3 separate regions of the Homo sapiens genome follow, and all the other regions are linked to region 2. Evidence: chromatin loops called from intact Hi-C (ENCODE). Cell type or tissue: heart left ventricle. All regions are shown on one strand. Each heading gives the region's core, and the rest is flanking DNA. Links, peaks and the distances in the headings are about the cores only.

What was found. A loop is a pair of places that touch in the nucleus more often than their neighbours do. Peaks named below come from ENCODE experiments on the same cell type or tissue, not always from the same donor. Only the 100,000 strongest peaks of a DNase experiment are listed, where the experiment ranks them.
Region 1: a loop joins it to region 2, with 3.0 times the contacts of the local background. A loop is called at or near these places in 83 of 110 quality-filtered maps.
Region 3: it touches region 2 in a loop (2.7-fold over the local background); 50 of 110 quality-filtered maps call a loop at or near these places.

Annotation. Positions count from the first base shown.
Region 1 is chr11:134,119,741-134,129,866 of GRCh38, reverse strand. All of the region lies in intron 1 of JAM3 (junctional adhesion molecule 3), which reads right to left. It also overlaps the pseudogene PTP4A2P2. Among named protein-coding and RNA genes, the nearest start is that of SNORD153, 27 kb to the left of the region's middle. RefSeq lists enhancers at 4,253-4,789, 4,790-5,328. In heart left ventricle, for the core only: a CTCF peak has its summit at 4,842 (motif pointing left); a DNase peak (open chromatin) is centred at 4,776; H3K4me3 peaks cover 1,648 bases; H3K27ac peaks cover 2,033 bases.
Region 2 is chr11:134,046,525-134,056,650 of GRCh38, reverse strand. No RefSeq gene overlaps it. Among named protein-coding and RNA genes, the nearest start is that of JAM3, 17 kb to the left of the region's middle. RefSeq lists enhancers at 2,370-3,222, 8,987-10,126, 10,035-10,126. In heart left ventricle, for the core only: a CTCF peak has its summit at 5,992 (motif pointing left); a DNase peak (open chromatin) is centred at 5,970; H3K4me3 peaks cover 551 bases.
Region 3 is chr11:133,942,604-133,952,729 of GRCh38, reverse strand. It overlaps IGSF9B (immunoglobulin superfamily member 9B), which reads left to right. Exons shown (of 20, transcript NM_001277285.4): 2 at 6,472-6,669; 3 at 8,364-8,510. Among named protein-coding and RNA genes, the nearest start is that of IGSF9B, 9.3 kb to the left of the region's middle. RefSeq lists enhancers at 79-822, 823-1,566, 5,030-5,259, 5,535-6,263, 6,993-7,721. In heart left ventricle, for the core only: a CTCF peak has its summit at 5,205 (motif pointing left); DNase peaks (open chromatin) are centred at 5,339, 5,469, 6,139 and 6,929; H3K4me3 peaks cover 3,103 bases; H3K27ac peaks cover 4,546 bases.

The DNA of each region.
Region 1 (10,126 bases), core at 2,099-7,098, 74 kb before region 2:
CCACGCCCGGCTAATTTTTTGTATTTTAGTAGAGATGGGGTTTCACCGTGTTGCCCAGGCTGGTCTCGCGCTCCTGAGCTCAAGCAATCTGCCCACCTCGGCCTCCCAAAGTGTTAGGCTTACAGGCGTAAGCCATCACGCCTGGCCTCTTAGTGACTTTTAATATGATTTTGCATACTCCAATTTTTCTCAAATGTAAAATATTATTTAAAAACTTACCCTTCTTTCACCAATAACTGAAGATAAGTAAGTTAAACATTTTAGAAGAGGGACCATTTATTATCATTATTCTACTTGCTATCTAGGGACCAATGACTTTCCAGAGGTCCAGAGAATAGCAAGTTTCAAATTTAAAGGCTTTAAATTTGAGACAGTAATTAATGTTAAAGAAGGTCATAAGGGTGTGGACTTAATCCAATATGACTAGTGTCCTTATAAGAACTTGAAAAGAGGCTGGGCACAGTAGCTCACGCCTGTAATCCCAGCACTTTCAGAGGCCGAGGTGGGCAGATAACAAGGTCAGGAGATTGAGACCATCCTGGCTAACACTGTGAAACCCCATCTCTACTAAAAATACAAAAAATTAGCCAGGCATGGTGGCGGGTGCCTATAGTCCCATCTACTTGGGAGGCTGAGGCAGGAGAATGGCGTGAACCTGGGTGGAGCTTGCAGTGAGCCGAGATCACGCCACTGCACTCCAACCTGGGCAACAGAGCGAGACTCTGTCAAAAAAAAAAAAAAAAAGAACTTGAAGAGATACCAGGGATGTGCCTGCACAGGGGAAAGATAATATGAGGACACAGCAAGAAGGCAGTCACCTACTGGCCAAGGAGAGGTCTCAGGAGAAACCAACCCTGCCAGCACCTTGATTTTGGACTTCCCAGCCTGCAGTACTATGTGAAAATACATTTTTGCTGTTCAAGCCACCTCTTTATGGTATTTTGTTAGGCAACTCCTAGTAAACTAATACAGAGGGGAATGGAAATGAATACAGAGCAAGAGAAAGATACAAAAAATGTAAAAATAGTATTTTCCAATATATTAGTCCATTTTCACACTATAAAGAACTACCAGAGACTGGGTGATTTATTAAGAAAAAAGGTTTAATTGACTCACAGTTCCACATGGCTGAGGCCTCAGGAAACTTACAATCATGGTGGAAGGCATAGGGGAAGCAGGCACCTTCTTCACAAAGCAGCAGGGGAAAGGAGGAGAGAGACAGAGCACACATGCACACGAGTGAGCGAATAAGGGGGGAACTGCCACACACTTTTAAACCATCAGATCTCATGAGAACTCACAATCATGAGAACAGCATGGGGGGAAGCCAACTCCATAATCCAATCACGTCCACCAGGGCCCCCTCCTTGACACATGGAGATTACAATTTGAGATGAGATTTGGGTGGAACACACCGCCAAACCATATCATCTGACTTTATACCAAATACAGAAATTCTAAATTTTTGAGTACCAAAATATGCTTGAATTCACAGTTGACAAAGGCTGTTAAGTATTTTGTTCAATGACATTTAATCCCAGCTCAGAGAGAGGTGAGTTCTGATGATACAGACTCTGGGGTCCACTCCCAGGAGGGCTGTCTCTGCAGGTGAGCAGAAATAACAAAGGATTTCTAAAACCACATGGAATGGCATCCCCAGCTACATTAAGGAGACGACTGGACCTCAGGCTGTTGTGTTCTCAAGTGATAATAACAATATATCAGCTCAGTTTCAGGCCAAGGCTAAAAAGCCCAAGAGGAAAACCTTTCTTTTTTCTTTCTTTTCCTTTTTTTTTTAAACTGTAAGCAACACCCCAAAGACTGATTTCACTTTTATAAACAAAAAAACCACTGTTTGATTCATAGTGGGGGTCAATATGTGCTTTCTTAGAGGCACTTGGTTCCCAACAAGAAAGGCATGTCTGTCTGGACATCCAGTGCAGAGAGGAGTAAGAAGAGCCCAGAGAGTGCACAGGTGATGATGGAGAGGTCCCCTGAATACTGACCAGCCTCACTTACTCTCTTCTGTTTCCTCTCTTCTATGCCTTTCTTAATGTGATTCTAGGAGCAGCGGTTGTCACTCCATTCTCTGTTGTGCCTACTTGTTAGAAATATATTAAACTAATTCTGTATTTATTTTCAAAGGCATCAAGTTTTATTTTGTTTTGAAATCGAGTCTCACTCTGTCGCTCAGACTGCAATGCAGTGGCATAATCTCAGCTCATTGCAACCTCCACCTCCGGGGCTCAAGTGATCCTCCTGCCTGAGCCTCCAGAGTAGCTGGGACTACAGACATGTGCCACCACGTCCGGCTAATTTTTTGTATTTTTAATAGAAACGGGGTTTCACCATGTTGGCCAGGCTGGTCTCAAACTCCTTACCTCATATGATCCACCTGCCTTGGCCTCCCAAAGTGCTGGGATTACAGGTGTGAGCCACCACGCCCGGCCAAAAGGCATCAAGTTTTAAAATGACTCACTACAATGGCATTAGTTCTTATTCTTGAAACCAGGGCCATCAGACATCATAGTTCCAGAAGTAGGGAAGGAAGTGAAAATGATTCAGATTAATTCCTTAGGGTCACTCTTCAAGACAGTCAGAGCAAGTGGTATCATTTCCAATTTACAACCGATGATGTGGCCAAGTGGCTTGCCTATAGTCCACAGCCAAGTGATGGAGCCAGCACTTCAAGCTGTATTCTTAAACTCCATGTCTAACACTCTTTCTATTACATTCTGATGCCTACAATTCTTCTTCTTCCTATGACTTCATGCAAGAGATTAACTACACGCTTTGGTGTTTTGTTTTTATTGTGTGCATGCTTGACCAGAAATGTGGCAAGAGATAATAGTTTGATAATTCCTTCTCTATAATCTAGCCACTTATTTCTCAAATGCTAAGTGACACTAAGATGGCCCAAAGGCAAAGCTATCCTACAATGCATCAGTGCCAGTTTATCTGTCACAATGACAGAGAAGGAGAAGTTATTATTATCCTTAAGGCCAGAACTAGGTATTAAACAGCTAATAATCAGTGGGATTTAGAGTGGAGACAAAATTAGGATTCAGAGTTTAGACAGAAGACAGTTTTACTTCCAGATTCATGCCCCTTGCCATGCACAGTGGTATCTAGCACAGTTTTCTACACAGGAAGACCTGACCAGGAAACTGACTTTGCTATCCTAGCTCTGTCATAGACTTCCTGAATCATCTCCAACTCACAGTCCTCAGCAAAATCCCTCCCATATCTGTGTGCTCATGTTTGAACCACACTAATAAAGAGGCTCAGGCAACATGCACTTCTGTATAAAAAGTAACCCAGTTCTGAAGCCTGCTTTAAAGCATGTAGAAATGTGGGTTGCCCTAAGATAAACAGCACAGGCACTTACCAGTCAGGAGGTTTTCCTCAGCTCTCAGCAACAGATGACAAAGTCATGCATATAAACAAATCTGCAAGGCACTGCAGCATGGGCAAGACAGAGGATGACAAAGAGAGATGGCAGGGATGGAGCGCACTGTGGCCATCCATCTGCATATGAGTCACCACCTCTGAACAACAGCCTTTTCCTCATTTGTTTAGAGAGCCTCAGCAAAGCAAATGCAGGGTAGAGAGCCAGAGGACCTTGGGATCAATTTCTAAGTTTTACTGTCATCTGGTTAAGTAATTTCTAGGCTCAAGTATTACTAGCATTCTACCTTTATGGACAGTTGTCCACAAGGAAAATCTATGCTTTTCCTGGGAAGACAAGGGTGGGACAGGGAAGGGATGTCGCAGGAAAACCTACCAGCTATACAGAACACGAATTTTCACATATGAGGAGCCAGCCAATCAGCAGTGTGCAGAGAGAGAAGGACAGAGGAAAGTGAGACCTTTAGTTTCACAAAGAGCATGATTTTGACATAGAGCAAGTGTGAAGGTACGCTGCTTCCTGTAGATCAGTTGACTATTCTGCTGAAGAGGAAAATGAACCCATCGGGGTGCTTTTTCTGAAGAGGCCTGTCAACCAGCTTGTAGGACTGATGTCTAATGTAGAGAAAAAACAAAGCAGACACTGTGCTTTCTCCTACCAACATTTTGATAATTAGCAAAGCAGGAAGGAGCTACAGGATGAGCACACAGTGCTGCTGGGACTTGAACGAGCTGTACATTCTCCTGAGTATTGTCGGGGCTCACATTCTGTGCTGCGTCTCACAGCACGTTCTCAACACCGATTCAGCTTCCCAGCATCCATCGATGGAAAGATGACTACACTCATGTCCCAGACAGGGGATCGGATGCTAGCGAGGTCAATGGCTACAAGTACAAAGTAAAAACCAGAAGCTGGGAGTTTTGCCTCTTACTCCCTACTTCTTGCTTTATTGTATAATCTTATAAGAAGAAATACAATATTAAAATCTATCCAGAACTAAAAAAGAAAGCAACAAATAAAGTGGGAAGAGGATCTGTACGAAAAGGAAAACATGAATCAGACCTTGAAGCCTAAAAGGAGATCCCATTGTTTGAGTAAAACCCTATCTTGGATGAGTCTGCAAGGGAAGCGACCTAAAAAAAGCCTCTGACATGATGTGCAGCTGGCACCGTCATCTTCAACACAGCCATCTCTTCCTTCCAGGGAAGATGTGGAACTAAGTTGAGAGAGAGAAGAGGGGGCGGGAGCTGCTTTTGGCTGCCCGTGCAGCGGCGGTGGCGGCGGCACGATCGGCCGGGCTGTAGCCGTTGTCCGTCCGGGAGCGGCTGGAGCAGCAGTGGCGGCGGCCGTGCACCTCGGGAGGCGACACCACAGGGCAGCGGCGGCTGCAGGAGCAGCAGCAAGACAGACTCGTGGAGACGCGCCGCCGCCACCGGGCGGGTGTCGCGCGCTGAGGCTGGGGGGTGTCGTCGCCGCTGCCGCAGAGGTAACTGAGGAGAGGGGCGCCTCCTCGCTCCTGCCACCGCCGGACTTCAATGCCCGGTCCCCGCTCGCCAGCGTTTTTCGTTGGAATATACGTTGCACATTTACGGCGATTCTGAGTGTGAGGGCAGACTTCTGCCGGGCTCAGCACAGCGTTTTCGCTGACAAGCTTAGAGGTTCTATGTGCCATAATTAACACTGCCTTGAACACTCCTGGACACACCGACCGGCCTCAGAAATAGCTGGCTTTTTTTTTTAATTGCAAGCATATTTCTTTTAATGACTCCAGTAAAATTAGGCATCAAGGAAACAAGTGGAAAGCGACCTACACTTTTAACTTGCCTCACTAGTGCCTAAATGTAGTAAAGGCTGCTTATGTAGTTGGATTTTTTTGGAGTCCGAAGGTATCCATCTGCAGAAATTGAGGCCCAAGTTGAATTTGGATTCAAGTGGATTCTAAATACTTTGCTTATCTTGAAGACAGAAGCTTCATAAGGAATAAACAAGTTGAATAGAGAAAACACTGATTGATAATAGGCATTTTAGTGGTCTTTTTAATGTTTTCTGCTGTGAAACATTTTGATTTATTGATTTCTTTCACTTTTCCCATCACACTCACACGCACACTCACATTTTTCATTTGCCATAATGAACCGTCCAGCCCCTGTGGAGATTTCCTGTGAGAACATGCGTTTTCTTGTAACTCACAACCCTACCAGTGCTACTCTCAACGAGTTCCCAGAGGAACTTAAGAAGTATGGAGTGATGACTTTGGTTCGAGTTTGTGATGCTACGTATGATAAAGCTCCAGTTGAAAAAGAAGGAATCCACCTTCTAGATTGGCCATTTGATGATGGAGCTCCACCCCCTAATCAGATAGTAGATGATTGGTTAAACCTGTTATAAACCAAATTCTGTGAAGAGCCAGGTGGCTGTGTTGCAGTGCCTTGTGTTGCGGGATTGGGAAGGGCACCTGTGCTGGTTGCACTTGCTTTGATTGAATATGGAATGAAGTACGAAGATGCAGTTCAGTTTATAACACAAAAAAGAAGGGGGGCCTTCAATTCCAAACAGCTGCTTTACTTGGAGAAATACTGACCTAAGATGTGATTACGCTTCAGAGATACCAACGGGCACTGCTGTGTTCAGTAGAAAGAAATGTAAATGAAGGCTCACTTGATTGTGGCATTTAGAGGGAACCCTTGGTACCTGGAAATGTGAATCTGGAATCTTACCTGTGTCATCAAAGTAGTGATGGATTCACTACTCCTCAACCACTCTCCTCATGATTGGAACAAAAGCAAACAAAAAAGAAATCTCTCTATAAAATGAATAAAATGTTTAAGAAAAGAGAAAGAGAAAAGGAATTAATTCAGTGAAGGATGATTTTGCTCCTAGTTTTGGAGTTTGAATTTCTGCCAGGATTGAATTATTTTGAAATCTGTCTTTTTAAACTTTTTCAAAATAGGTCTCTAAGGAAAACCAGCAGAACATTAGCCTGTGCAGAACCATCTGTCTGGGGAGCACACTCTTCATTATGCTTGGCACATAGATCTCCCTGTGGTGGGATCTTTTTCCCTTTTTTGGGGGGGGGGGGGTGGTGGTGTATTTTTCTCCTTTTTTCCTTCCTCTCCTACATGTCCCTTTTTCCCCTGATGCAAGTTGTAGATGGAATAGAAGCCCTTGTTGCCGTAGATGTACGTGCAGTCTGGCAGCCTTAAGCCCACCTGGGCACTTTTAAATAAATAAACAAACAAATAACTAAATAAATAAAAGCAGTGACATATAGATATATTATATGATCCAGGTGGTTTTTAGTCTTTACTGATGAAAGGGTGTTCATGTTAGCTTCTTTTCCTCAAAACCCTATCTAATACTAGACAAAGTAGCCAAGAGCCTTTTGTTTTATTTTGATAAATTAGTGGGGAAATGGCATTTTAAGAGGAGTCTCTTCTCAAAGAAGTTAGCTGAGAGTTGAATTCTTCTCTTCCCTAACCAGTGAAACTAAGTGGATATCCCAGAAACTTGTCTTCTAAAAGGGAGGACTCCAGGCCATCAACAAAGATGTCCAGGCAGTGGGCCTACTTTCTACACCCTGTACAATTGTGGGCTGTAGCGTTACTCTGATTTTCTGTCTAGTATCAGAGAATGCTGGTAGCTTAAAATTTTTATTTTAGGACTTGTACTGTGAATGTTCAGAAACGGTCAAAGAAATAGCAGCGAATTCACATATTTTCGACTTGAGAAATGCTTGTGGTGTTTTCCAAACTGCCCCCTATATGTAAAGTTCAGTTTAACCATTGATTGCCTTGTTATTACTAGGTTCTTTTGAGATTAAAAAATATCCCTGGTTTAAAACCAGCGATGATGCCTAGTGAGTATGTGTCCACAGGCCATAACAGGGTAGAAAAGCAACGTTGGGCAACGCAGTGAGTAGCGCAGGGACTGTGTTGCTGGTGAAGCGGTGTAGCAGCATTTCTGCAGATTCTTGGCTGGGTTTAGTGGACTGATCCAGAAGAGGTGTTTTTCTGATCCTTTGTGGAAGGCAGTTACGATCAGGCTGCATGGACAAAGCAGGTAGAGGGGTACCATCAGGGGCTCTTGCACTATTTTTACCTCTAAATATTACATTCTCAGTAGTGCCCTGCTTCTAAGGCTCTGAATACAGGCTTAAAGTCATCTTATCTTGCTGGAATTTGCTGTGCAGAGCCATAAGCCTCCCATTTTGTTAGCGTCAGCTAGGCCAGTAGGAACAGACCGGGACCTTGTCTCACACTGATGATACCTCAAATGTTGGCCGGCTATGTGAACTGCCTATTTCCTATTGCTGGAGTTTTGATTTTTAACTAAATACAAATCTGTAGATTCTCTCTTCTCCCATCCCAGAAAACAAAACAAAATAATGCTTTCTGAAATTGTTTCTGGGACTTAAAAGTAAAAAAATAATGGTATATCCAAAATTCTCCATTTCAAAACACAACAACAGATTCCATTAATATAGACTCAAGATCAAAACAGCACACGTGCTAAGCTAAGGTAGACAGTGTTGACTCCAAGTGTTTTGATCAATACCATGACAAACCTTTTCCCTTTGACACACTCTGAATTTTGTTTGGGAGGAGGGTGTGTGTGTGTGTGTGTGTGTGTGTGTGTGCGCACACATGCACGCAGTGTCCATCAGTATCAGTGCCTGCCCAAGTTAGGAAAATTACATTCCTGGTTCTGTATTGAGGAGAAGGATGTATAAAGCAACATGAAACATTAGCCCTCATTTTCTTTTAAATTAAAGACTAATGTTAATTGTTCTCAAAACTGGATTTTTTTCCTTAAAATTAAAGGAATCTTTTTCTTTTGGATTTAATGAAGTATTGCTAGCTGAAGCCAGTTTGACATAGAGAGATGTCAGAATGATTTGAAAGGTGTGCAGCCTGATTTAAAACCAAACCCTGAACCCTTTTAAAGAACAACAAAACATGTTTTACATGCTCAAAAAAAAAAAGGAGGGAGCTGGCAGATGGGAATGATAAGGCAGGAGAGGAAATGAGGAAATACTGACTCGCTTCTGCTCACAATGGCCTTCCTAGCTCACACGGCTCCTCAGATTCTTCTCTGGAACTACTGTGTTCTGTTTCCCCTTCCCTTTCCTAATTTGGAACAATTTTAGCAGCTGTGGACAACAACTGCAGTTTCTTATTTCAGTTTTGAGAGACCTTCCGGAAACTCTGCCAGAGTCTGCGGATCTGATGCCAGACAAGTTATATGACAATCACTTCGCTTGTTTAAAATACCATTTCCCAACCCACCTCCTCACGCCCTGGAGCACAGTCCCCCAGTTCTAACTCAACAGGCTGGGAAAGGTCTGGATCTGCACTGTCCCCAGCCTCTGGAGTGACGCTATGCACAGCCCCATTTGGGATGCCCTACTGAGGCACTCCTTCTGTGGGGGCCAGACCCAGCATCTGCGGTTGGTGCACAGAAACACAGCTCTATTGTTGAGCATGAGGATGACGCCTGCTTTCCTGTACTATTCTGAAGAGTTACTGGCTATAAAATGCTTCTACAGCTTCAGGCAAAAAGAACTAACATAAAATATTATTAAAACAATACATTTAAGCCATAACAGATATTGAGGTAATGTTAGTCTCAGCCCACAAATTTCCTGATTCCATAGAGCCTGGCTCATTTTGATGGATTTTGCTAAGAGTTTTCACATAATGGCGTGAGCATCCTGAAGCAGAGTGAGGGTCCATGAAAAACTGAACTCCCAGATTCGTCAAGGTTTGAATGTGCAAACTCCCCGTCCTCTTTCCTTGTGGTAGTGAAACTCATCGGAATAGCAGAGCAGACTTGTTGACTCATGAACAGAATGCTGGGGCACTGGGAGACGGGAGGCTTCCAACATTAACAATGGCTACTAACATTTAACTGCAGAGATGCTGAGAGAAAAATCAATGGTTGTCTTAGCTTTCCACGAAAAATTAAATTAATTTGGGTTTATACTCATTACAGTAAGCCAAGAAGGAAAAGAAGTTCTTTTAGAAAATGTTTCCACTCTGAATCTGATGTGTTGCTCACTAAGAACTAGTTTATGCATGTCTGGCTCTCTAAGGAGTTATATTTAGCTTGCTGGCATTCTGTCCAGTTTGTCTCTTGCTCAAAAGACATTTTTCCTTGACCAGGACTCACGTCAGCATGCATTACTGCGAGGCTGCACTAGCCGCTGAGGCTCAAGCCTAAACATACAACGGCAGCGCAGGCTTTCTAGTGGAGAAAGGCTACATGTTTACCCTTCACAGCAGACCGCTGCTGTACAGCTGCTTCGCAGAGTCTACCCTAGAGAAGAATATATCCCATAAAATAGCATCTTTGCAGCAATGTCTTAGTTCCTTCACCAATTTTTTAAGGAATTTAAGAGAAAATGGGGGGTGGGAGGTGGGGGTGGATAAAGAACACATATCAGCATTTTACAGACCCACTCACCCATACACACAGCAAAGTATATAGTAAATCGATCAAATATGGGTTCTGACAAGAGCACAGCCAGCTGAAGTCCTGGTTATATTTTGTGACCTGGCTTAACTAAATGGTTATATACAAAACAGACCATTGAAAATGAAAGTACAAAAAGACCCAACCAAGTATCATGGAATTCCAAATAAACCTAGCTGTGAGGGTTAATTTTATGTGTCAACTTGGAGGGTTTTTAAGATGAGATTAACATTTAAATTTGTGAAC
Region 2 (10,126 bases), core at 2,911-7,910:
AAGGTCAGTAAAGGTTAATTAGATTTAAACTTTCAAAATTAAAGGGTATATTTTAAATTAAGGGTATATTTTAAACGCTTAAGGGTAATTCTTAAAAGGATAGAAATGAAATATATGACTTCCAGATCGTATAGTAGGTGGATGGGTATCTAGCATGGGGCCTTGATATTTAGGCTAAGTTATTTTGAATGTTTTACATGGGTGATGGAGCGTAATGGAAGCCTTTCTTTTTTCTTTTTCTTTTCTTTTTTTTTTTTGAGACAGAGTCTTGCTCTGTTGCCAGGCTGGAGTGCAATGGCGCGATCTCAGTTCACTGCAACCTCCGCCTCCTGGGTTCACGCGATTCTCCTGCTTCAGCCTCCTGAGTAGCTGGGACTACAGGCATGTGCCACCACGCCCGGCTAATTTTTTGTATGTTAGTAGAGACGGAGTTTCACCATGTTGACCAAGATGGTCTCGAACTCCCGACCTCAGGTGATCCGCCCGCCTCGGCCTCCCAAAGTGCTGGGATTACAGGCGTGAGCCACTGCGCCCAGCCATGGAAGGCTTTCTAACAGGGGAGGGCGTGGCACAGAGCAAGTCCCATCCAACTTTATACTCCCCTGACCCACCCGGCCAGAATTCAATGACTTGTTCTGTGTTCTATCGCTGAACTAGCACCTATCACTGTGCACATTCTATATGAACACAGGGGTATAGCATGCCACTGTCTCGCTGCTGGACTGTGAACTCCTAAAGCAGGGAAACATTTTACAAATCGAGGACTGTGAACGCCTAAAGGGGAGAAACATTTTACAAATCGAAGTTGATGACCTGTCAGTAGAGTAGAGAGGGTCTGAGAGCACTTGCTTTATGTTTGTAGCAGACCCTGCTGGGGCGCTGTCTCTTCTGTTCCCTTTTTTTTTTTTTTTTTTTGATACAGAGTCTCCCTCTGTGGCCCAGGCTGGAGTGCAATAGTGCCATCTTGGCTCGCTGCAAGCTCTGCCTCCCGGGTTCATGCCATTCTCCTGCCTCAACCTCCTGAGTAGCTGAGATTACAGGTGCTCGCCACAATGCCCAGCTAATTTTTGTATTTTTGTAGAGACGAGTTTTCAACATGTTGGCCAGGCTGGTCTCGAACTCCTGACCTTGTGATCCACCTGCCTCAGCCTCCCAAAGTGCTGGGATTACAGGCGTGCACCACCATGCCCGGCTAATTTTTGTGTTTTTAGTAGAGACAGGGTTTCACCATGTTGACCAGGCTGTTCGCAAACTCCTGACCTCAGGTGATCCACCCACCTCGGCCTCCCAAAGTGCTGAGATTACAGGTGTGAGCCACCGCGCCCAGCCCGTTTCCTTTGATTCTAAAGACCTGCACCCACAGGTCTCTTCAGAGGACTGCCTGGGGGTACCAGAGCCACCTCTCCATCATGCTCAGGGAACTGCAAATGCCTGGCAATTTCTGCCCCCTTGCAATATCTACGGAAACACAGCTACCTTGCTTCCAGTTGGGACAAACTGAGGAGTAATTGTCCCCAGAGCTCCCCCGCAGGGTCGGCTGAGGCTGGGACGGGTCTGAAATGGCCCTCTTGTTTGGCTTCTTTCCCTTCCCCCCTGCCCCCTGCACTCCTCTGTTACTTCCCACGGGAGCAATTTGTTCCTCACAAACCATCTCAGGGTCGACTTTGCACCTCACCTAAGACAAAGCCCGGCAAGTCATCAATTACAAAGCACTCACTAAGTGCTCGCTGGACACCTGGCTGCACACTAGCCACTATCAGAAGTTCATCTCCCCTTCTTGCTCTCTTCCCCTTCCCCTGTTTATCTTTTTATGTCTCCCTAAGCCAGGAGCAGCAAGTTAGCTTCCAGTTTCCATCCGCTAGGCTGGAAATGAGGACAGCCAGACTTTGCTATTGAGTAGAAGTCCTTGATTAAATCCTTTCCCTTCTCTTGGATTTGTTTTCCTGGTTGTTGTTGTTTGTTTGTTTTTGTTTGTTTTGAGACAGGGTCTCGCTTTGTCACTTAGGCTGGGGTGCAGTGGCACAGTGATGGCTCACTGCAGCCTCAACCTCCTGGGCTCAAGCAATTCTCCTACCTCAGCCTCTTCATAGCTGAGACTACAGCTGTGTGCCACAATGCCTGGCTAATTAAAAAATTTTTTATAAAGACGAGGTCTCACTGTGTTGTCCAGGCTGGTCTCAAACTCCCGGGCCCAAGCAATCCTCCCATCTCAGCCTCCCAAGTAGGTGGGAGTACAAACGCACGCCACCACTCCCAGCTTCCTAAGTTTTTTTTTTTGAGATGGAGTTTCTCCCTTGTCGCCCAGGCTGGAGTGCAATGGTGCAATCTCGGCTCACTGCAAACTCCACCTCCGGGGTTCAAGCGATTCTCCTGCTTCAGCCTCCCAAGTAGCTGGAACTACAGGCACGTGCCACCACAGCCGACTAATTTTGTATTTTTAGTAGAGATAGGGTTTCACCATGTTGGCCAGGCTGGTCTCAAACTCCTGACCTCAGGTGATCCACCCGCCTCCCAAAGTGCTGGGATGACAGGCGTGAGCCACTGTGCCTGGCAGTTTTTAATGGGAATGATATCATATATTCTCCTTCTATCACAAGTTTTCTGTGACTATTTAAACCAAACAACATACACATGGATTTTGGAAAAAGGAAGAGCTTGTGGCATGTGCTTCCAGAGGATTCAGAGTCGCCTGAAGGACTTAGAGAAAGCTTTCCAGCCACTCCCCTCCCCTCCTCTGGGCCACAGCACCCCTGCAGCAGGCATGGGTGGCCGGCCCTGCCAGGCTGGGGGAAGCCTTGGGCCTAAGGAGGCTGCCTGGTTCCCTCGGCAGTGTCTGGAAAGTATTAATAACTGTGGCAGGAGGATTAGCCATATGCCACGTAATTCCTGCTAATCGGGATTGGGGGGAGCTTGTGCTTGTAAGTAACAGATGAGCTGAGCTGCCCTCCCGGCCTTCAGTGCCTTCCTGCAGTGGCGGGGCTCTGGACAGGCCTGGGGCTTCCTGCCCGCCTGTCCTCCTTCCTTCCACCTGCAAGCTTTCTGCTCTGGGCCCCTTTCTCTCTGCACGCTTCCCAGATTGGATCCCCTGCCTCTTGCTGTTTATTCTTCTTCCCAATCTTCCGCTTCTAAGTTAAAGATTCCTTATTTCTACCCCTTTGCTCCCGTAGTCTGACTCTGTGCATGTTCTCAATTGCTTACTTCCACCTCGATGTCTGTCCTTGTCCCCTTCCTGCCTCTCCCTCCCTTTTTTCACACGCACAGACCCACACACTCCTAACTTCTCTTTCTGGCATCAACGAAAACTCTGACTCTTGGTTGCCCTGCGAAGGCCAAGTTCAACGTTCTCAGGCAATCCTTCCTGCCCCGCCCGAGCCTGTTCTCCTCACACTCTTCTGCCCTCACAGAGAATTCCCAATCCTCTTCTTGGGAATTGTTTGCCCTCGCAGCTGGGAAGGAGCCTGACTCTGAGAAGCTGCTCTCCGCCCTCCTCCTCCACCCCCCCCCCCCCGCCCCCGTCTCCATGCTGAGCCCAGAACAGCACGCACAGGCGGGAAACAAACCTCCCTCGCAGGGGCAAATGGAGCGGGGGCCCCAGCCCACATGGAACTGCTATTCCTGCCTCTGTGTCGCACTGTGTCTGTCCTCCTGGCCTCTGTGTGCATAGGTAGGAAGGCGAACCCGCCTTTCTGAGTGGCGAAATACACGACTGTGTCTGAGGGACCCTCTCGGGAGGAGACACACAGGGTTGCAGTGGCTGTGTGTGTGAGAGGCATTGCTGAGGTGAAGATGGATCTGTGGGCATCTGTGTGTCAGAGGCATCTGAACCAGAGCAACTCCATCTTGAATGGGGCCTTGGTGAAAAAACTGAGACCTGCTGGGCTGCACTCCCACGGGTTAGGCTTTCTGAGTCACAGGATGAGATAAGAGGTTGGCACAACATACAGGTCGTAAAGACCTTGCTGATAAAACAGGTTTCAGAAAAGAAGCCGGCCCAAACCCACCAAAACCAAGATGGCAGAGAATGACCTCTGGTCGTCCTCACTGCTGCACTCCCAGCAGCGCCATGACAGTTTACAAATGCCATGGCAACGTCAGGAAGTTAGCCTATATGGTCTAAAAAGGGGAGGCACGAATAATCTACCTCTTGTTTAGCATATCATTAAGAAATAACCATAAAAATGGGCAACCAGCAGCCCTCAGAGCTGCTCTACCTATGGAGTAACCATTCTTTTATTCCTTTCCTTTCTTAATAAATTTGCTTTCACTTTATGGACGTGCCCCGAATTCTCTCTTGAGTGAGATCCAAGAACCCTCTCTTGGCGTCTGGATTGGGACCCCTTTCCAGTAACACGTGCATAGACGTGCTTATGATCAGCATTTTGCAGAAAGCTGTTCAGGAGTGTCTGGAAAGGACACTGGTAGAATTTTTTTTCCACTATTTATTTATTTAGAGATGGAGTCTGGCTCTGTCCCCCATGCTGGAGTGCAGTGGCGCGATCTCGGCTCACTGCAACCTCCGCTCCCGGGTTCATGCCATTCTCCTGCCTCAGCCTCCCGAGTAGCTGGGACCACAGGCACCCATCACCATGCCCGTCTAATTTTTTTTGTATTTTTAGTAGAGACAGTGTTTCACTGTGTTAGCCAGGATGGTCTTGAACCCCTGACCTGGTGATCCGCCCGCTTCGGCCTCCCAAAGTGCTGCGATTACAGGCGTGAGCCACCGCGCCTGGCTCCTTTTTATTTTTGAGACAGGGTCTTACTCTGTCGCCCAGGCTGGAAAGCAGTGGCGTGATCTCGGCTCACTGCAGCCCTGACCTCCTGGGCTCAAGTGATCCTTCCACCTCAGCCTCCTGAGTAGTTGGGACTACAGGTGTATGCCATCACCCCAGGCTATTATTTTTTTTTTTTTTGGTATTTTTTGTAGAGATGGGGTTTTGCCATGTTGCTCAGGCCAGTCTTGAACTACTATGCTGCCTCGGCTTCCCAAAGTGTTGGGATTACACACGTCAGCCACTGCGCCCGGCCAGGAGTGTATATTTAGTAACAAATATGGACTGTGGTGGGAACATTTTTGATGTGCCCAGTCTATGTGTAGGAAGGGTTTTGGATAAGAACAGAAAGGAAGCTCTCCTGTGCTTATTTTTTTACTCGATACATGATAATTGTACATTATCATGTGGGATACATGTGATATTTTGATACACGGATACAATGTGTAATCATCAATGTCCTGTGCTTCTTAGAAGCATTCAAACCTCCAGGCATGGCGGCTGTTGTCTGTAATCCCAGCACTTTGGAAAGTTGAGACGGGAGGATCGCTTGAGTCCAGGAGTTTAAGACCAGCCTGGGTAATAGTGAGACCTTGTCTCTACCAAAAAGAAAAAAAAAAAGGAAAAAAAAGCATTCCAACCGTCTCGTAGGATGGGCTCTTAAAACATCCATTCCAGGCCAGCAGCAAATGTCCAGGGTGTGTCTTCCCTCCAGAGATTAGCTTTGTTTCCAAGAGCTCATTAGACTAAGAAAAAAAAGCATCTTTGACCCTGCTCACCAGTCTCTGCACCTCAAGGACAAGTGCGCACGCACGCACGCACGTACGCAGGCACGCACGCACGCAGGCACGCACGCACGCAGGCAGGCACTTCCTCCTGTCGCTAGGATCTCCACCTGCACACGGCTGCTCCCTCTCCCAACCTAGGGATGGGTTCTCAGAGCAGGATACAACCGTGGTGGCCTTCAGGTGCCCCTGGGCCTCTCTTGGTCACAGAGGTCTGACAAGGAGAGAGGAGAGCAAAGAGCGAAACCCTTGTCTGTGCGTCTTCCCCATGTTCCAGGGGTCCACTGACAAGCCCTGAGACGCACCCTTCTCGGGAGAGAACCTTCTCGGGAGAGACCAGCCAGCCCGCGCCGCCTCCTGCCCACCCCGGGTGGCCGCGACGGGGAGTGCCCCCTCCTGCGCGGGGTGCACCGTTTCCCAGCCTCACTGCGCCACCGTGTGGCGGCCTCTTACCGTTGCAGCTCCTTATTCCTCCCCCGCCCTCCCCAAACCGGCACGCTTAGCTGTTTGGTGTTCCGTGCTCAAGTTTTCAAGGCAATTTTGTGTATAGCATCCCAGTATTTTTTTTTTGGCGAGGGGGCAGGGTCTCGCTCTGTCGTCCAGGCTGGAGTGCAGTGGCACGATCACGACTCACTGGAGCCTCCACCTCCCTCACTCAAGTGATCCTCCTGCTTCAATCTCCGGAGTAGCTGGGACCACAGGCATGTGCCACTATGCCTAGCTAATTTTTTAATTTTTTGTAGAGATAGTGTCTTCTGTGTTGCACAGGCTGGTCTCGAACTCCTGGCCTCAAGGGATCCTCTCGCCTCAGCCTCCCAAAGTGCTGGGATTACAGGCAGCATCCCGGTATTTTAAGAACTTGCAGTCTTAAGCAGAGATACCCAGATGGATGTAAGCCCTGAGCCGGGCATGTACATAAAGCAATAAAGGGCTAAGACTGAAAGCCGTAGGTTAGTGTATTTGTGTGGAGATGAGGAAGAAGAAAGAACAGCCGTAAGAGTTCCAAATATTTCACACTGGGCTGCTTAGGAGCCAGGGTGCGACCCTAGTTCAGTTGGTGGGGTGGATTTTGCTGCCCTCTTCAAAAGAGTTTTAAAAATATAGATTGATTGTGTTTTAGAGACAGGATCTCGCTCTGTCACCCAGGCTGAGTGCAGTGTCACGACCACAGCCCACTGCAGCCTGAACTCCTGGGCACATGCGATCCGTCTTCCTCAGCCTCCCAAGTAACTGGGACCACAGGTGTGTGCCACCACTTCCAGCTAATTTTTAAAATTTTTTGTAGGGATGAGGTCTCACTATGTTGCTTAGGCTGGTCTCAAACTTCTGGGCTCAAGCGATCTTCCTGCTTCCCCATCTGGAAGTACTGGGATTACAAGTGTGAGCCACCTTGCCTGGCCACGTACTTATCCAAAAAAAAAAATGCAAAAGCCAGAGTAGAACAGCCTGGATTGTTAGCCTGGGGTCTCCTTGCTTTGCATCCAGAGACCCCCTGGGGAGGGGAGGAGTCAGCCACAGGGTTCCTCCAGCAGGGAGGGGCCAAAGCATCACAAGGGGAAAAGTGCCATCTGTCATCTGTGAAGGAGCACTGCAGTTCACGTCGGAAGTCCTGCTCTTCTCCTCACTCTGTGACCTTGAGAAACTGCAGGGCCTGGCTTTCAATTTCAGAGCGTCCTCAGACTTTGCCTGTGTTCACGCCGCGTCTGCCCCGACTGCCTGTCGTGTGCCTCGGTCAGACTGGTGTATCCTTCTTCCCCCAGACGGCACTGGTTCTTCCACTTTGCTGGTAGCATGGCTTTTGCTCAGAATGCCCTTCTTTCTCCCTCTGTGCCTTTAAATCCTAGCCATCCTGAAGGTGAACTCAGATTTCTTCCATGGGGCTTTTGCAAGTCTTTCCAGCTGGGAACTTCCCTCATCCTCTCTGAAACCCTCCCTGGGACTCCACAGATCCTTCTTTTAGGAGCATTATCTGGTGCTTCGAGGTATATTCTGGTTTTTTCATACATCGTAGATATTTTGGGGACCATGTGATATTCTGATCCATGTATATAATGTGTGATGATTAAGTCAGGGCACTTGGGATGGCCATCCCTGAACATTTTTCTTTCTATTGGGAGCATAGAATATTCTAGTCATGCGTACCTTTACTGTATGTCCCTCACTAGGCGTTAAACTCTATGTGTGGACACTACATTCGATTCATCATCATGCAGTGTGCCTGACACTATGCTTTAGCCGTACTGAGTGATGAGCAGACCTCTTATTGATTGAAAAGGAATTTCCTTATTTTTTATAGCTCAACTTAAATATAATTTTTCCCAGGCTGGGCACAGTGGCTCATGCCTGTCATCCCAGCACTTTGGGAGGCTGAGACAGGCAGATCACTTGAGGCCAGGAGTTCGAGATCAACCTGGTCAACACAGCAAAACCCCATCTCAACTAAAAATACAAAAATTAGCTGGGCGTGGTGGTGTGTGCCTGTAGTCCCAGCTACTGAGGAGGCTGAAGCATGAGAATTGCGTGAATCCAGGAGGCAGAGGTTGCAGTGAGCCGAGATTGTGCCACTGCACTCCAGCCCAACTCTGTCTCAAAAAATATATATGTATATTTTATATAATATATATTTATATATTTTATATTTTTGTTTATATTTTATATATTTACTTATAATACATTTTTATATTTATTATGTACATATACATAGATATATATAATATCTCCCAGTAAGTCTCCATGAATTCCCCCCACTACCCCAAGGTGGGGGTGACGTGCCCTCTCGGTGCTTCTAGAACATGCACTCTTCCTACCACAGTGCCTGTCCTACTTATTCCAACGCCTTGTCACTTGCTTTCTCACCCACTAGATGACAAGCGCCTTGAGGAGACAGTGCGTCTGTGAGGCCTCCAGTGCGTGCGTTGCACATGGGCAAACTGTAGGAACTGAGTGGCTATCTGATGAACAGATAGATAAAGAAATGAATCCACGTGTAGATGCATGGAAGCAGGGAAGGGGAGAGGCGCTACAGATGACCTTTAAGATTGCCTTAAGCTCTAATATTTTATGATTATAGAGCTTTGAACTCTTTCTTGGGGGAGAGTGGTCCAAGGTATTTGGAAAACAGTACAGTGATCATTGTAGAGTCAGGTGGTCGTTTCCTTCCAATGGACATTGTTTGCTTCCAGAGGGGGCGGGGCCTGCTCCTCCCATTCTACGGGGAATTGCGTGTTCCCTGGGCTGAGCGTGGCCCAGAACTTGGCAAGATCTCTGGGGCGTTCATTTTTGTCACCCAGCCCCGGTAGGAGGGTGGATGGGTGGGAGGGGAACTGTTTTGGGAAAGAGTGCTGGGGAGTGTTTGTGTGTGTGATGAGTCAGGGCCCGGAGCTGGGAGCCTTCCTCTCTGCTGGCTCTCTGTGGGGGTAGTTCTCACCAGTCACCGGGAGGGTAGAGGATCACCAACTGTCTTCGGAAAGTTTGGAAAGTTTTCTTAGTCATTACGCCAAGTCAGCTGGAGCTTTATGTAACGGGGACAAGCAGAGGTATGATGGCATTGGAACGGCTGCTCCTCTTTTCGGCAGCAGCTCTCACCCGTCCCCTCCTAACTGCCAGGGCAGTGACCGGCCCTACATGTAGGATGTGGCATCTGGGGGCTAAGGGTCCCTGCTGTAGATGTCTGATTCCCGCTAGGAAAGAACTTGGGTTGTCTTAGAGAAGCCCTCGGGAAGGGCTCAGTGCATCTCGGAGGTGCTCCATCCTCCTTTTGTTATCCCACATCACGCTGGGGGTAAGAATCAAGCCAGGGTCCCCAGCACTCAGGACTCTGGTGCCTGAGCCGGAGCCGCAGAAGACCTGCTTCCCTGGCTACCGTCCCTGCTCCGGTGCTGCTGGCCGAGGCAGCCCATCTCTGCTCTCTTATCTCCTCGCTCTCCAGGCACCGGGAGATGCATACTGGGTTTCCTGTCTCTGACATTGAAGCCAATTTGCCTATCACAATTTGAGTTCTGTCAATGACAGCTCCAGATAGGGCCCGAAATGATATGCGTGTGTGGACACGCGTTCGTTCGCGTGTTTAAACGGAAAGAGATACAAAGAGAAGGAAGGATGGGAGAGGAGAGGTTTCGGGTCTGGGAGGAGCGAGGATGATGGTGACTCACCTGGCTGAGGGGACGAGGGGCACTGAGAAGCAGCAGCAATGCCCAGAGGTCTGCGGAGAGTTGCAGGGCCTTCCACAGGCCTCTTCCAGGCAGCTGAAGGCATCTTAGAGAAGCTGGGGCTTGTCCTCCTTTGTTACTTGCGGGGAGGAAACTACCCCAGGTCCGAGAACTGCTGGGGCCGGAAGCTTTGGAAAAGATGAGAAGGAGCATTGTTTTGGTTGGGAAGCAGAGCGCTGAGGAGTAGCATGGCCGCAGCATCACGCCGGGTGACTTCTCAGAGCAAGAAAGAACGGCTGCGGTTGAGAAATTAAGGTAAGAAATGAGGATACATTTCCTGACAGTGAGGAGGGCTGGCCTGACCCAGTGGCCCCAAAAGAGAGTTTCAAAATCAGGCCTCTAGTCGTCGAGCATAGACTGAACA
Region 3 (10,126 bases), core at 2,177-7,176, 100 kb after region 2:
TGTGTGCATATATGTGCCCCTGTGTGTATGCATGCTGGCATGTATGTGCATTGCATATGTGTGCACACCTGTATGTGTGTGCACATGTGCCCATACGTGTGCATGCACATGCATGTATGCCTGTGTGCACATACATGTGAAATCTGTATGTGTGCCTGCCCACAAGTGCTTGAGTGCCTGTGTGTTTGTGTGCACGTGCGTGGAGTGGCAGGGTGGGGAAGTTAGTGTGCAGACACGAGGTGGGGGCCACTCCTCTCCGTGCTGCAGCCCTGAGAGCAGAGAGACCCTTGGAGCCAACTTCTTGCCTTCATATCCCCTCCCACTCTGCCACGGTGCCCTTGGTGCTGCAGTCTAGGCAGCACAGAGGTTACCAGAGTGGCAGGCCCCAGCCCAGGGCCTCTCTGTCTCCCTGAGGGTGTGGCTGTGTCTCAGTTGCTCACTCCAGAGGACTCTGGGGTTGGATAGGCAGCTTATGCCCATTCCCCAAAAGGCGCTGCCCATGGGTGTGAGCCCAGTCTGCTGGAGGCAGCTGACCTATTTTTCTTGGGAATCTTCCTGCTTTTCTGTTCTCTCTTGCGTGAATAAGCAGGAGATGGGGCCTCCAAGAGGGCTCTGGAGAAAGAGTCCGAGTGCGCCAGAGCTGGGAGGAGTCTCAGCCGGCCTGACTGTCCTTTCTGAGAAGGTCCCGCTCAGCCTGGCTTTCTGTCCTCTGTGGCCCCTTGCCTCCCTCCTGGTCGTGTGTGCCCCCGAGATGGAGCGGGGGCCTGTGACTTGCACACAGGCACAGACTGTACGAGGTGAGTCACTGTCTTCATTTTCTGGCTTTGGAGTAGGAATGTTGATGTTGCCCGGGGAGTAAACATGGGACTTCGGCTTCCCACGGACTTACTGCCTCTATCTGGCATCTTACCACGGAGCCCAGCCTCCTGGGGGCCGAGCCCACGGTGCCCTCAGTTGGCCAGGCGGCCTGCCGGCTGCAGGGGCGCGTGCACCTGGGCCCTGTGAGTGCCGGGCAGGCCTCTGCCCAGGTGGGGAGAGGGGCAGTGGGGGTGTGGCTTTGCCTCTGCTGAGGAGCCATTAAAGGAGTGGAGCAGAGATTGAATTACTGACTTCCTTCCTGCCAGTGGCTCCTGGGGAAAGGACTCTTGGAAATACAATCTAGCCGAGAGCAAATTAAGGTTGCTAATAGCATCCCGGCCTCACAGCTGCTGGGGGAGCCCAGCCGAGAAGGCTCAGGGCCGGAGCGGCCCCCGCAGAAGGAAGGAGCCTGCTGAGCTTGCACCTCCCCAGTGCCTCTCTCTCCTTAAGGAGCGGCTGGGGCTCCCTGACCCGTGGCTTCCGAACCTGAGAGGTTTGGTGGCGCGTGGGGGCCGGGAGGGCTGTGAGGGCATGAAGGGGAGATCACTGAAGGGTGGAAATGCTCTGAGGTGCTGTCGGGTTGGGTGTGGGGGCTTTCCCGCAGGCAGAAGGCTGTCCAGAACAACCCGTACCCGTCTGCCTTCCTGCAGGGAGAACAGGACACCGTCGGCGTTTTGGACCAGGTCTCTCCCCCGCCGCCTCGTCCTTTCTGGGTGTTCGCTGTGCTTTGGGTCCCGCCTTCCTCCTGCCTTCCTCTGGGCGTGTGCCTCCCACTTTGTGAGAGCCCCGGGTCTGCCGGCTTCCTGGAATCTCCTGGAGCCTCCTGGCTTGTCAGGGAGGAGGGGTTGGGGGACTATTGGGGGCTGTGCCTTTTTTGGACTCAGCAGGGATTATTTTTAGGCTGGCAGATGGAGGTGGCGGTGGCTGTCGCTGGTATTATTAGACAACAGGCCTGTGGTTTGGAAGTCTGGTGCCCAGAGGAGGAGGAGGAGGAGGAGGAGGAGGCTGCAATAAGGACTTGTACTAATGAGCAACGGATGCTGGTGCTCACTCCGTTCCCCGCTTCCCCAGCCACCAGCCAGACCCAGCTAGGGGTCTCAGAGTCTCAGGCAGAAGGCCAGGCTCCTCAGAGCTGGTCAGAGCCCACCCGGCCGCCTTCTGAGACAGGCCCACCCTATGGTCCTAGGCTTCAGGGTCTGGGCTGGCAAAACCTGTCCCCAGTGTGGGGTTGGAGTTGCCGACCTCTGGCTCAGGCCCTAAGAAAGGGAAAAGTGAGGCTCAGTGGGTGAAAGGCCTTGATCCCGGCGCCTGGGTTGGGCCAGGATGACCTCTGCCCCACCTGCTTTCTGAGAAGGATAGGGACACCATCCGTGCATCGGGCACAGCTGGAACCTAGTAACTTTGGGTGAGCGGCGCAACTCCCCGTTTGCTCATTTTTCAATGGGAGACAGCGGTGCGTGTGTCAGGAGGCCATTGTGGGCAGGGACTGAGATTCCCTGCGTTCCCAGCACAGAGCCTAGGGTGCAGCAGGCATTCACAGCACGCGAGGCTTGCATGCCAGCTGATGCTCGCCCGGCCCTGCTCCTCACACCTTGCCCTGCACACCTTCCTCCGTATTCAGAGCAGTCCTGCTTTCAGGCACCCTCCTTCCCCAGCCCTTCCCCGGCGGAGGAGCTCCGGGTTGTGAGTGCTAGACATGGGCTGTGCCAGGCCCTGGATGCCTCATGGTTCTGCACAGGGGTCCAACGGCAGCCCTGGACTCAGCCACCCACTGGGTACCACCTGGCCCAGAGAGCAGGAGATTTGTACCCTGTGGGCTTCCCAAAAGGTCAGCCAGACCTCTGGGGGCTGCCTTATCTTTCCTTGCCCTCCTACTTTCTCTTCCCCGCCATAACTGCTCCAAAGGGAGCTGGACACACCCCCAAGATACAGATTTACTAGGTTCTGGGCACCGCTATTTCTGGCCTTCTCTAAAGAGAGTGAGACCTATGGTGCCTTTCCCTGTGCCCACTCCTGACAATGCTGGTTTTCCCCCTTTGAGGGGGGAGCCTGGCCCCTCTGAGCTGCTGTGATGGAGAGGGGCTCAGCACACTCCACCCTCCCCTTCCTCTCTTCCTCCCCTTCCTCCCCACTCCCTTCAGGAGCCAGCCCCTCCCCCTTCCAGTCTCCATCTGCCCCCACCCAGGCTCTGGGGTGTTCTGACAGAACACAGACACACACAGGTGTGTCTGTGTCCAGCTGGCCTGAACTCACCCTCCCAGGGCTGGGCTCCACACCTGGCCCCTCCTCTGCTCTCCTCTTTGCTCTCCACTTTGCACCTCTTTTGCTCCTGGATGTGGGTTTGGTTTCCCCCTGTATTTGGGTTTCTCTATCTATCCTCCATCTTCCCTCTTTACTGCTAGCCTGATTACTTTTTTTCATATTGAGCTTTTCTGGAGAGAGTGTGTTATTAGACATACTTTGGCTCAGAAATGATCAGGCTTAGGGAGAAGTGCTTGTGGGTGATGGAGTGAGAGAATATGCCGTGCGTGTGTGTGTGCGTGCGCATGTGTGTGTGAAGGAGATGACAGAAAACCAATAAATATTCTAGGATCCAGAAAAGCAAGAGGGCTTGGAGCGAGGGTGGAGGCCAGGACATGGGCGCCCACACCACTGCTTTATTCTGGGGAAGCTCCCTCTCATTTTGTCTTGCTTATCCTCTTTGGGATGTGTCCTCTCTGCAGCTGCCTCTCCCTGGTTGAAAGGGTCTTTGGGAAGAGATGCTGGGAGGGGACGGCCTGCCTTGGAGGTAGGCCTTGGGTTGGGTGCTCAGCGCTTAGCCCAGGGGCTGGCTGGGGCTGGGGTGGAATCCCAGCGCTGGGGAAGATTTGAAGAGCCTGCCTCGTTGCTGTGCAGTGAAAATGAGGCTGGCTCGGTGCAAATGAGCAGCCTCACAGCGGGAACCCACGTCAAAGCCAACCCACCTCCTGGCGTTGCCCGCTAGAGCCCTCCACCTGGAAGCCAGCTCACCAGAGCAAACTCCACTGTTGGAGGTGCCTGCTGTCCCCCTAGGCCTCTGTTCCTCCTGCCTGGGCCAAAGCCCTGGGAAGGAACCACCTTCTGTTGCCCACTCTGCCCTCCTCCAGGTAACCTGGCACCTGGGAATAACTCCCTCCTCTTCCCCTAGGCTCTTGTAGTTTCTTATCTCCTCACAGGTGTGTGCTGTAGACACACACACACACACACACACACACACACACACACACACACACACAGCTTCTCTGCAAACTCATGGCACCCATTATTCACCCATTCCTCTTGGTCCAGCATCCGCCTTTGTGATCCTGGCTGCTGGGAGGCAGCCTCTCCTGCTGAGGGCCCCTGGGGCTGTGGGGGAGGTGAGGCTGCAGCTGGGCACTCTCCCTGCTTTCCCTGAGGGGCTGGGTTGCAAACTTAGCCTGAAGCAAGGTTGGGGGTGGGGGAAATTGGGAAGCATGCTGGGGCCTCAGGCAGGTGAGTGCAATGCTCTGCTCTGCTCCAAAAATACTCTGTGATCTTAGCTCTTTCTCTAGAAAACTGTGATGTCACCGGGAGCCAATCAGCTTCTGGAAGGGCTTGCCTCCTCCCTCTTCCGCAACTTGCAGGGGAGGGGGAGGGGGAGAACAAGACACACAGAGATGACATACAGACAGACACGGAGAGCCACAGACACAGAAGTACATACATGCAGAGACGGAGCCCTTGCATACAGAGAAGCAGGCAGAACCCCTCCCCTTGCATGAGCCAACCGAAACACACACAGACACACACACACACACACACACACACACACACACGCACACATGCTGGTAGACAGAAACAGGGAGAGAGATAGGCAGGTAGACACAGTCACCCACACAGAGCAAGAGCTAGAGAGAAAGAGACAGAGGGAGACACAGAAAGACATGGTGAAGGAGCAGGAGCCAGAGAGAGATGGACGGACAGACACATGCAGAAATGGAGCCCGCAGGACAGATAGGCAGACAGACAGGCAGACAGAGGAGCCAGCAAGGCAGACAGACAAACAGAGATCCAGAGAAGGAGCTAGAGAGAGACAGACAGACAGACACACAGAGGAACCAGTAAGACAGACAAACAGAGATCCAGAGATGCGAGAGAGAGAGAGAGAGAGAGAGAGAGAGAGAACAAACACAGAGGAGCCCAGCATGTGTGTGTGCGTGCACAGACACAGAGAGGTGGCCAGACACAGACATGAAGGGATAAGAGACAGCGAGGTGCACACAGGGGTCCGAGATGCAGAGAGAGTCAGACCGAGGCACCGGAATGGGGAATGGCAGGGGCTGGTGCTGCCCTCCTCTGGGCATCCTCCCCTGCGGGAGTCCCCAGCTGGCTCTCTGTCTTTAAGCTGCCGCTTCGGTACTGCAGCTGCTGTCCTAGGTGCTGCCCTGGAGAGTCGGGTGCCCGGCCTGGGACCAGAAGGGTCTGGGGCTGGGGAAAGCTGTGGTCAACTGGCAGTAGGGGGTAGTACCAGGGAATGAAGGGGGTGAGGCTTCCCCTCAGCTGTTCTTTTCCCTGGGACGTTACTGGACAAGGTGACCTTGTGGCCTCCCTGGCCCTGCCTGGCAGTGGAGCCTGGCGTGGGAGGAGGGCTGCATGCCTTCTTTGGGCCCAGGAGTGGTGCTGCGGCGCTTGGGGTGCGTGGCTCTTCCTCTCTGCGGCGTCCTCTAGCTTGTGGTGGGGTGGAGGCAGGGGTGGTCCTCCCGCCTGCTGCCTTGCTCGCCCTCTCTGCTGCCAGCCAGGGTGGGTGTTCCCTATCCCACCGTCTGATTTCGTTTTCCTCTGCCCAACGTGGGGACAGCCCTGGGATCTCCCTCCTCTGTCGCCAGCATCCTGCTCTCCTAATGGTGATGTCTGGGGCTTGGGCCCCTCCCACTCCCCCCTCTGCGGCAGGGCTGGCAGAACTGTGCTGGGAGGAGGGGCTGGAGAGGCCGGCTCAGCCTGCGGGGTTTCCCTCTGGTGTTGCCACGAGCAGCCTCGGCTGAGCTTGTTAGGGATTTCCCTGCTCCTGCATGGAGTACCCTTGTTTTGTGCCATGCACATCGGGCTGAGCTGGGGGTGGGGTGGAGGAGGAAGGCTGGCTCTGTCATTTCCCACCAGGCTGTAGTGGCAGGCGTCCTGGAGCAGAAAGAATGTTCCCTGTGCACGAGCGGCCACAACTGGGCAGTGCCGTGGGCCTCCAGAGGGGGCCGGGCCCCTCACCTCCATGTCCTGGACTCCTTGTAATTCTTGGGGCAGGATGCCAGCAGGGGGTGGGGCTGGATGACGCCTGCGGCTCTTTGAGACTGGGGAGGGAAGAGCTGGCGTGTAGGGCTGAAGAGAATGGCTTCCCTCTCTTTTCCTCTCCCTTCCTTTCCCCCAAGTTGTGGATGCCTGGGGGCCCCAGGACAGAGGGAGGTATGAGCAGCGAGGGGGAGAGGGATGGAGGGTGTGCCTGGGACCCTCCTGGGAGGGTACGGTGGCCCATGGAGGGCAGCTGGTGGGGGGCGGGGTGACCCTGTGACACGGACATGGGGCTGCTGGGGCAGGATCTCTTTGTCACCTCCTTTCTGTGTCCAACCTGGCCGTCCCCATCAGGCGCCCACGGCCTGCGAGAGGAGCCCGAGTTTGTGACGGCAAGAGCTGGGGAGAGCGTGGTCCTGCGATGCGACGTGATCCACCCAGTGACGGGACAGCCCCCACCCTATGTCGTAGAGTGGTTCAAGTTCGGGGTCCCCATCCCTATCTTCATCAAGTTTGGCTACTACCCGCCGCACGTGGACCCTGAGTATGCAGGTAAGGTCTGGGCACCCGGTCTCCCGCACCTTCCCCAGCTGGAGTCAGCTCCTCGGTGGTTCCCCTCTGGCCCCTGCCTTGTCCTGACCACTCTTTATCTCTGTTTCCCAGTCTCTGCCTGGTTCCTCCCATCCTTTGTCCTCTGTTGGTTCTAATCAAGCGGTGGGAGGAGAGGGCTGTGGAGGTGGGGCAGGGTAAAGCCTTCTGAACAGCACCGCCTGGGCTGTGGAGAGGGCTGGGAGCCAAAGGGGAAGCTGGAGAGGCCTGGGTGGGAGAGTGGGATGGAGAGGACAGCAGACTGAGTCAGGCAGCCCTGGGCCAGCACGGCTCTCCCTGCTTGGCCGCACCCACCCCTTTCCTCTTGGCTCTGAAGTCGGGGCGCCTTCCCGTCCTGAGTGTATGGATGAATCTTTGGCCTCCCACCGTTTGCAGGTGCCTGGTGTCTGCCTCCTTGTCATGCTGTCCTCTCCTTCTCCTGGCCCCGTCTGTGTCCTGTTTGGCAGTTACTCCTGCCAGCAAAGGCCTCGTGACTCACTGCCGCTGCCTGCCCCCCAGCCCGCGGGAGAGGAGGGCGTGGGTGTGTGTGTGCGTGCGTGTGCGTGTCATTGAGCGAGCGTTGTTGGGGTTGAAAGGAAGGGAGGAAGCAGGCAGGGCACTGCCTTCACTTTCATCTTTGCTGGTGGCTTCTGAGGTCTGCCCTGCCTTTCTCAGAATGCTTCCGTCTCTGTCCCTCTTTCGCTCCTGTGCCCATGTCTCATGCTCTCTTTTTGGCCAGGGTTGGCTTTGAGAGTCTAGTTTTTAGGCAGATTGCCAGCATCAGGACGAGGAGGAGAGCAGAGGTGTGGTGATATTGGCTGCGGTGAGGGGTGAGCTAAGAGCGGGTGAGGTGGGCCGACCTCGAGGGCTGCTCCACCCTGCTGGCGTCATGGAAGAGGCTTCTGCACCTCTGGCCTCCTCATTGCCACATGTGAGACACAGATGGCATCCTACTGGGGCAGGGGATTAGAGCTGAGGAAGGGTGCCTCCAGGATGTTTGCTCTGATGGCCAACCCATTCCTTGTTCTCAGGCTTCTGGGCCCTGCTGCCCTCATCTCCTGGGGTCACTGGGCTTTGGTAGGATACATAGTCTCTCTGGCACTGACAGCAGGACTGGGAGGGGACCCTAGCATCCTGGACCCCAGCCTGCCTTCCCTCTGCCCTAGAGAGGGAAGCTGGGTGAGCCAGTAGTCCTGGAAATGCTGCTGGGATAGGGATATTGCTCAGCCTGAATGGAGGTGCTCCCGGGTGCGCTGGAGACCCCCCACCCATCCTCTTCTGTTGGCACTTTTTCATTCTCTCTTTCATCTCTTCACAGCTCTGTATCCATCATGCCTTACTTTTGTCTCAGGAGACCTCCAAAAGAATGAGAGTATTCTAGGGAACTGAGGCTGCTCTCAATGCCAAGTGCATTGAGTTGCCTTGCAGGCTGGGGCAGGGCCAGCTGGGGCGGGAGAGTGGCTCTGTGGCCAAGGTGCTATGCCCTTTCCTTTGCCACCTGCTGCTGGAGGTGGGTGCCAGCTGTTATTCTGGAGCCCTGCCATAGGGAATGGTATGAAGATTATGATGAGTCCCCTGTCTTTAGCTGGGGCAGGGGGCGGGGAGCTGCTGTCCTTACCTGATGGCCTGTGGGGCTTTTGTCTGCTCTATTCCCCCAGGCCGGGCCAGTCTTCATGATAAGGCATCTCTGCGGCTGGAACAAGTTCGCTCTGAGGACCAGGGCTGGTATGAGTGCAAAGTGCTCATGCTGGACCAGCAGTATGACACCTTCCACAATGGCAGCTGGGTCCACCTCACCATCAACGGTGAGTGACGGCTTCCAGGGTGGGTCCACCTCACCATCAACGGTGCCTGAGGGCTGTTTCCGGGGTGGGCCTGCCCCAGGGGAAGCCCTTCTCCCAACTGCATCTCACCCCCTGCCCCCCTCCTTGTTGCTGTGGTCCCATGAGACATCAGCTCACTCCTGCAGTGTCCCCGCTGCTGTCTTCTCGAAGCCTGTGCAGGCAGTGCAGGTGCCCAGGAGCGGCAGCTCCCTGCATGTGTGGTGCTGTCAGAGTCCTTAGAGGGACATGGGAAGCTGCTACTTCAAACCAGGAGGGCTGAGGCTTTAAGGTGGCAAAATGGGTCACCGCTGGGATTATTTCCCAGCCTTGGGAAGACCCTGCTACCCCAATTCTGGTGGAGTTCCTGGGGTCCCAGAGTTAGTCTTTCTTTTTAGATCGATGTTTTGGTTCTCTTTAACTGTATTCGTTTGATTAGTATGTACCAAGGGTGTAGTGTGTATCCAGCTCTGCAGCTGATGATGGATAAACACTGGCAAGCAGACCTGCACCCAGTCCCTGCCTGTGCGGGGTTTACCACATAGTAAAATGCAGGCATCCTGGGAAGCGTCACAGTTTTAATGGGCGTCAGTTATTACAGCTCAGGTTAAATGCCTTGTGCTGGATAAGATGCTTTTCAAGGATCTGGGTAAGGGCAAGGAAGCCCCAAGAGCTTGCTGAGCTCTGGGAGTTGGCCTAGGCTGGGGGCCTGAGTCCCCAGCGGTGACAGCACTAGAGGCTGGGTCCTCGGGGTCTCCCTGGAGGGAGAGTCTCCTCTTTGTGTCCCTGGAAGGAGGTACTCTGGAGGAGCTAGAAGGCTGGAACCATGGAGAAAAGATGAAGGAGAAGTGGTCCCCGTCGTGGGAGGGGAGCGGGTTTTAAAAAACATTTCGTTTTGTTTTTTGGCCAAAAAATTAACAATGTGTCCTTCGTTATTCCATTGATGACAAAATTTGTATCTAGCCACCGTTGTGTGGCAGATACTGTGCTAGTTATTGAGGCTTCAACAGCGTGGGTGCTTGGGTGTGCCACATACAGCTTACGGTCCTTGAGACCATAGATGCTGTGGTTAGAATAGAGAAATTGACGTTCCTGGCTTGGAAGCTTCTCTCAGTTTTTATCTGCTCCGAAGGGTGGCTCTGTCTGCCCTGCCTGGGGGGGCTGGGCCAGACCTGTGTTCCTTTTGGGTCTGAGAACTTGTCCAGGACCCTGGAAGAACGGAATATGTTATATTTTAGCAAGATCACTGGCTTTGAGAAAAGAAACCTTACAGCTGGTGGCCCTAGGCTGGTGTGGGTCCAGCCTGCCTAGCCCAGCCCTGCCTGTGGGAGGTGGCTGGCTCCTGTCAATCAGTCCCAAGAGACTGATTGAAGCATATTTGAAATCTTGGGGGGATTGTTCTGACCACCTGGTAAGCTTTTGAGTCACCGCCTTTTGGTGCCAGCTGTTGCGTGAGCAGGGAACAGGAGCCCAAGCAAAGTGTAATTAGGAAGGCAAATCTGCCGCTAAAACCTCGCCTTGATGAACACCAGGCTGAGGGTCCCCGCATTGCTTCCCTTCTCGACTGTGCTCTATTCTGAATGGGAGGGTGAAACCATCTT